Regions from separate parts of the Mus musculus genome. Here region 2 is linked to region 1. A link is a contact called in ENCODE Hi-C or POLR2A ChIA-PET data. All regions are on one chromosome and are shown on one strand. Each heading gives the region's core, a stretch centred on a gene start or an enhancer-like site at or near the end of the contact. The rest is flanking DNA. Distances are from core to core; before and after follow the strand shown. Region 1 holds the start of Slc8b1 (solute carrier family 8 (sodium/lithium/calcium exchanger), member B1). Region 2 holds the start of Dtx1 (deltex 1, E3 ubiquitin ligase).

Region 1 (3,499 bases), core at 852-3,351:
GCACTCTTAACTTCTGCCATAAATTCCCAGAAGGGGGTATAGTTAGCTCTCCTTTTGCTCTCCAGTCCCCTGTACTGACTCCTCCTGAGGTATCTTATGAGCACACATCTACCTTGGCATAGCCTGTGCTGGAGAAGCCCAGGAATCAGCTATGTAAAATGGGGAGTCCACGGGGAAGAATCCCTGAGGCTCTGCAGAGAAAAGCAAATGTCTGAGCAGCCTCGGGCTCGGGCTGGACATGCAAGCAGAAGAAGGGCTTGGGTCGGAACCTTTACACGGCAACTCTCCCAAAATCATGCCTCTCAGACACTCAGACATATATTAAGATGTTGGTGGATTAGATCTGTCACTTTGGGAATGGTTGTTACGCAGCAATAGCTAACTGATACATGTCGGAAATCTTCCCCTTCCAGGGGAGGAATTCAATACTGTCCCCCACCCCGTGCGCGCGTGCACGCACGCACGTGCCCCTGCTCTTTGTGACACGTGACACATTTGAAGCAGGTCCTGTGCACTCGAGAACTGTGGTGAGGATGGTGAGCCTTGGTGGTACATGCCTTTGGTGGTAAAGCACTAGGAGGCCGAGAGGACAGATCTGTGAGCTTGGTCTATATGGCTGGTTCTGGTTCTACTTAGTGAGATCCCATCTCAAAGCAAGCAAACAAAGACACAGAAAAGCATAGTGGTGCCGGCAACTGGGGTTCTGGCAGTTCTACCACTCAACTCTATTTTGATTTCATTTTCTTTACTTTACATCCTGACTGAAGTTTCCTCTTCCTCCCACCTGTTCAACTCTTACCATGACAGATGAAGTACTACTGATACAGTTTAACACAGTTTAATACTTTACACTGTGTGTGTGTGTACACGTACATGCGAGCACGTGTGTGTTCATGAACGTGTGTGCAGGCGTGCATATGTGCGTGTGTCTGTGTGCACACATGTGTGTGTGTGCATGTGTGTGTCTGTGTGTACATGCATGTGTGTGTGTGTGCGTGTGTGTGTGTGTGTCTGTGTCTGTGTGTGCACATACCATGGTACACATGTGGAAACCAGAGGACAACCTCCAGGAGTAAGATCTTCGTCACTGTTGGGTTCTAGGGATCAAGCTCAGGTCGTGGGGCTTAGCATCAGTGCCCACATCATTACCCACTGTGCCATCTCAGCAGCCCCGCTGGGCGTGCTCTTTAATTAATCATGGTCTGGGGACTAATCCTAAGGCTCTGAGAACACTCAGCAAGCACCCTGCCACTGAATTTCCCACCGCACCTAAGCCCCCCTTTTCACTTTGCATTCTGGGAAACGGCCTTACTAAATGCAGATGCTGCCCTTGAACTGGAACCTGGTCAGGCTTTTTGAATTTGTTTTTAATCCCCCCAGCCTCCTGAGAAAAGCTGAGGTTGCAGGGCTATACCACTGCCCATCTTGATGTTTGCTGTAGTCTTCTAGGTTGGGGTGCAGCTCGGTGGCTTAGTGTGTGCTGGAGAGGGGAATGCTGACAAATGTCAGATCCAGGCATTTCAGGCTCTACAACCAGACTGCTTGCAGGCAGCAGGAGACCGTTTAAATCATCACCACCACCATCATTATCACCATCACCTTTATTACCGTCATACTGAGAAAATGTCTTGCTGGGATGCTCAGACTGGCCTTAATATCACAATCCTCCTGCCTCTGCCTCTGAAAGGCCAGAACTATGGGCATACACCACCACCATGCCACGTTTCCCCTTACTTTACTATAGCTCTCACCCTTCCATACCACCCTCAGTAACAGAAACTCTAAGCTTCCCCCAACTCCCCCCCCCCCCCCCGCTCCCCTTAGACTTCTCTCGGGCCTCCTGAAGTCTATAACCCACGTGCTTTCAATATAGCATCTACCTGAAAGCAGAAGTGACAGGCTGGGGACAGAAAGCAGGTGGAGAATGGGGAAGACAACAGGGAACAGCTCACAACCCCCACCCTCGGCTGGGAGGCTGTGTCTTTAAGAGCTGGGGCGGGGCGAGCCTTAAAGGGCGTGTCTTGGGCGGGGACAGAGAGGCTCGGGCGTGGCCCGACTGGCAAGTAGGCGGAGTGGAGGTTGTGGGGGCGTGGCCAGGCTGCTCCGGGCCAGGACTCTAGGGGCGGAAGGTTGTGGCGCTGGCCATCCGGCTAGAGGAAGACTCCGAGGTCGCGGATCCAGGCCCCGCCCGAGGTAAGAGGAGCTTCGCAGCCTGTGCACTCGTCGCTCCAACTTCAGCTTCTCAAATCCGCTTTCAGCTGGGACCCCAAAATCAGAAAGTGCTTCCCGATTCCCAACCCCATCCCTCGCCGTCAAGTCTGCCCACTTCACCAACGCCGCAGCACACAGGTGTCCGCATTGCCGGAGGCGCTTCATGCGAGCTTATTTGGAAATGAGTAGAAGAAACTGGAGTGGAGGTGACTTGAGGACGCGGTGTCTGGCTGTCCCTTGGGTCAGCGCTAGAGTCCATTTCACAGATGCGGACCCAGAGGCCATAAGCCCAGCCCCCCCTCCCCTCAGGCTGCCCACCCAGAAAATGCAGAGAGGGAACTGAAGGGTTCTGTGTTTTTCCACTCCACGCCCGTGCCAAGTGGAGTAGCTAGAAAGCGGAGGGGAGAGACTCGTTTTCTGTCAACAGGTGAGGAAGTGGCTGTATTCCCTTCTTCCTCTGGGGTCCTATCTTGTCCTTTGCCCTCTTCCCCCCCCCCCCCGGGGGTGGCGATTTAGAAATGCTTGTGTAAAGAATCACACCCCCTCAAATAAAGCTCAGATGGCCTTTGGCTCCCTGCTTGCAGAAAATAAAATGCACAAAACACTTGGGGCAGCCTGCCTAAGACTCGGAGCCAGTTTTCTGCTTGGACAGAAAAATAAAGCTCTTTCCCCCTGGCTGGAGGAAGTGGGTTATTCATATTGCAGCCCCACCCGCCGATTCGGCTGGTCCCAGTTTAGGCGCCTTTGAGCAACTCACTTCCCTCCTGGCCTCGATTTCTCCATCCAAGGACGGTTGGCTTTCTGGTTTTCTCCCTTGCCACATGACTCTGGGGACAGCCTGGTGAACACTCAGAGAGGGCAATGTGGTGTGGCACTTGAGCTGACAGTGAAAACCGAGAGTGAGGTTGCTTCCCAGTGCCTCAGTTTCCCCATGGAAGGATACCACAGCAGGTTGTGAGGTGTGATATACCGTCTTTGATCACAACCAAGTCCACCTCAGATGTGTGCTTTTAAGGCTGGGACCCAGGGGCTGGTGCACATCTGACATCTCAGCCACCCAAGAGGCTGAGGCAAAAGAAATATGTGCTCAAGGTCAGCCTAGCAGATAGAGGAGACCCTGCCAGTGGTGGCACACGCCTTTAATCCCAGCACTCGGGAAGCAGAGGCAGGCGGATTTCTGAGTTCAAGGCCAGTCTGCTCTACGGAGTGAGTTCCAGGACAGCCTGGGCTACACAGAGAAACCCTGTCTCGAAAAACAAAACAAAACAAAAAGTAGGAATAGGGTAGA
Region 2 (3,341 bases), core at 71-2,570, 200 kb after region 1:
TGCTGGCCCAGCTCCTCCTGGGCCTGGGAGCACCGGGGAAGCTTCGTCCTCCCTCTCCAGGGCGGGCGGCGAGGAGTGTGGCCTCTTTTCCAGCTGGGCTCGTCTCCAAGGCCTAGAGGCCTGGGTTAGGGGGATGGGTGGCCATCCAGACGCTGCGAGGACCCCTTCCCGCAGAGCGCAGCTGTTGCACACAGCGGTGCGCGGTAGGCAATGTCTGTCCTAGGTGGGGGACATGATCTCAATCCCTTAGTCCCCTCAGTGCAGGTGCAGGAGTGAGGAGGCACTTGCCCCTCTAAGTCCGGCCTGTCCCTGCTTCTCTCCCGTTCCTTCTGTCCGCCACGCAGGGCCTTGTCACCCAGGAGGCCCTGGCCCCAGCCTGCTGCTCCTTGCGCGCTTGGCTCCGCTTTCCAGATCCCGTGCCTCGCTTCGGGGTGACTTGGGTCCGCCCCTCCCGACGGGGCTCCCTGCACCCCTGCACCCCTGTCCCCTCTCCTGGCCGGCCTGAGTGGTGGTAGATCTCCCAGGGAAGGGGGCGGAGCGTGGGGATCGCGGTCCGGACCTGCAGCTGGGGGACCCTGGGGAGGGGCGGGGGCCGTGGGCACGCCCCACCCCACTGGTGTTCGCGACCTGCAGGGGCGACAAGAAGGAGAAAGGGCCCTTTAAGAAGAGAGCAGCCCCCTCCCCCTCCCAGGAGCCGCGGCAGAGAACAATGGGGCGCCGGTGGGGGGGCGGCAGGGAGGCTCGGGGGTCTGTGCCCTGCAGTCCCTGGGGTACCCGGAGAACAGCGGGCATCATACCCCAGGCTGTCACCCGCAGTGGCCCGTGTTCGGTTGGAGCGCGTCCCCCGCCCCGGGCCGCGCGCTACCGGGGGCTGCGGTGTGGGATGCAGGGACGCGGGATGTGGAGATGCAGAATTCCGGGATGCGGAATGAAGGATGTGGGATGCAGGGATTCGAGTTCAAGATGCGGGATGTTGAGATGGATGGAGGGTGCCGGATGGAGCCGCGACCGAGGTTTCCTCAGGGGTGGCGTCCCCGGGGGCAAAAGAGCTGCAGGTCGTTATGTCCCCGCCCGGTGGCATCTGCCCGTGGGCCCGCCAGAGCCAGGGATTTGGGGTCCCTGCGCTACACGCTCACCGTGATCTCCCCGCGCTGGCTCTTTTCACCCCCCGCTGACTCTTTCTCCGCTGGCTCCCGGGAGGGAGGGAAGGAGGGCACCGCTTTGCCCCAGCCCGGACCTCGCCCGCCGCCGGATAGACAGACAGACAGGAGGACGCAGTAGTCCTGGCGCGCGGACGCGTCGGACGCGTCGCTGGGATCCCGCGGGTGGAGGCGGCCTCGGGGCGGGGCGGGTAGAGGAAGGGGAGGAGACCGATCCGCCCAGCCGCTGTGACACGCGAGTCACCGAGTCCCCGGCTGGGCCCACGAGGCATCAGATCCGTTCTGTGTTTAGGGGTTCTGGTTCCAATCTATCATCTTTGCATTTAGCATCTATGCTAGGGCCTGGTACACAACAGGCGCTCAATAAGTACTTGAATGAATGAATCTGATTTAGAGACAGTCTAAAGACTGCTCATAAGGCCACTGGCCAACTACAGGGTGATCTCTTGGAGCAGCAGTTTAAGCGTTCATGGGCACTGTGATAGGCCCTCTGGCAAGCTGAACACAGCATCTGCAGACACAGGTATGGACTGAGAGAGGAGACATCCAGGACCTGCCCTGTTTAGATTGGGAAAGATGAGGCTGTGTGGGACTGCGATCCAGGCAGCTGAGCAGGGTTAAGGGACCTCTTTGGGAGCCAGACCAGAGTGGCCCTTGCTCCTCCTCTGTTGGGATCTGGGGGGATTGGGGGAGGGCAGGGGGAAGGGAGAGCAAGGGTGAAGGGCAGGCTACACTAGGCTCACTCCCAGAACCAAAACTGGATTAGCTGGAGTCTTTACCCTGCCCAGGACACCTGCGTTTTTGTTGTTGTTTTGTTTGTTTGTTTTTAGAAGAAAGCCATTCACAGCTACATCTAGTCACTGCTTAATGACCACCTTGCAATCGGTGGGAACCTGAGGTCCTCAGGGTAAGGAAGTCATCAACTCAAAGTTGCACAGGGATTTAGTAGCAAACACAAAAGAAGAATCCAGCCAACTCCTCCCAGCAGCCTCTCTTGATTCATCGGTCTTCCCTCCTCCTCCTCCTCCTCCTCCTCCTCCTCCTCCTCCTCTGTGACACCCCATATCACGCCATCAACTACTTTAACCACTTACACAAAACTGATTCCTGCTCAAAAGGCCCCTAAGGGCTTCCACCACGGTTCACCTCTGTGGCCCAAGATCATCACAAATGATGGCTTCTGCTTATTGAGTGTCCATTCCATTCAGCCCCTGGAGGTAAGACTGTGTCCTCATGTTATGGGCAGGAAGCAAAATCTCTGGAAGCTCAGAGAGGTTACTCAGTTTGTCCGACTTCCCACAAGAGTGAGTAGGGCTGGGAGTTGACGCCTCAACGCCTTTGCACTTTCCATGGCAACAGGCCGCCATGATGCGTGTTGAATGACTAATGGATGTAATCTGGCTGATCTAGCACAGTGAGGCCTTTCACCAAGGAGGGCTGAGAAGGACTACACGCAGTTAACAGCCACCTGTGGCTGCAGGCCCAGAAGGGGCGGGATCTCAGGATCCCATTCCTAGGAGCATGCATTGGTCACTCTGTCCCTGTCACACAGAACAGGATGGATGCGGGATTCCAGGCTCTTCCCACCCCCTCTCTGTCCATCTAGAGCTGGGGCCAGCTCTTCTCTGTTCTTTTAAGAGTGATATATATGGTTCTGGTTCCTATCTATCTATTTATCTATCTATCTATCTATCTATCTATCTATCTATCTATCTATCTATCTATCTATATCTTTGGGGCCCTTGGAAGTCAGGGGACTTCCTGAGGCTATAGGGCTGAGTGTGGTGAAGGTGGATTTGAGGGACCCCAGAAGGGTGACCTGTAAAGCCCATCCTGTGACAAGGGGCCATTGTGTTGATGATCTCGTGTCTAAGCTGTGACCCAAGAATGGTGCTTTCCTATCAAGAGGCAGGAGACCCAGGGTGACGAGATACCCTACATACATACCCGAAGTTCATGTGGGGCATCCATCCATACTGGTCTCCAGCGAGAGCACCTGATCGTTGTCCAAGTCCTCAAAGATGGTAAGAGTATAATCCTTACCGGGGAAACTGATTTGTTTTTCTGGATTCAAGAGAGTGAGGCCAAGGCAGTTTGAGTCGAGGGTCTCTGTATCGTGAGCACTCCAGGTCTGTTTGGGGGCCATTCACAGATCCCTTGGTTAAAAAAACATTTATACCG

Evidence for each region. A loop is a pair of places that touch in the nucleus more often than their neighbours do. ChIA-PET counts read pairs that join two places held with the same protein, here RNA polymerase II (POLR2A).
Region 2: a map of regulatory T cell shows a loop between it and region 1 (1.8-fold over the local background). The contact joins the promoter of Dtx1 here to the promoter of Slc8b1 in region 1. A Hi-C loop is called at or near these places in 1 of 37 maps with a recorded cell type or tissue (regulatory T cell). POLR2A ChIA-PET finds 5 or more read pairs at or near these places in 1 of 5 experiments (embryonic stem cell).

What each region holds. Positions count from the first base shown.
Region 1 is chr5:120,509,091-120,512,589 of GRCm38, forward strand. It overlaps Slc8b1 (solute carrier family 8 (sodium/lithium/calcium exchanger), member B1), which reads left to right and starts at 2,102. Exons shown (of 16, transcript NM_133221.2): 1 at 2,102-2,193.
Region 2 is chr5:120,710,349-120,713,689 of GRCm38, forward strand. It overlaps Dtx1 (deltex 1, E3 ubiquitin ligase), which reads right to left and starts at 1,321. Exons shown (of 10, transcript NM_008052.3): 1 at 1,137-1,321; 2 at 1-627.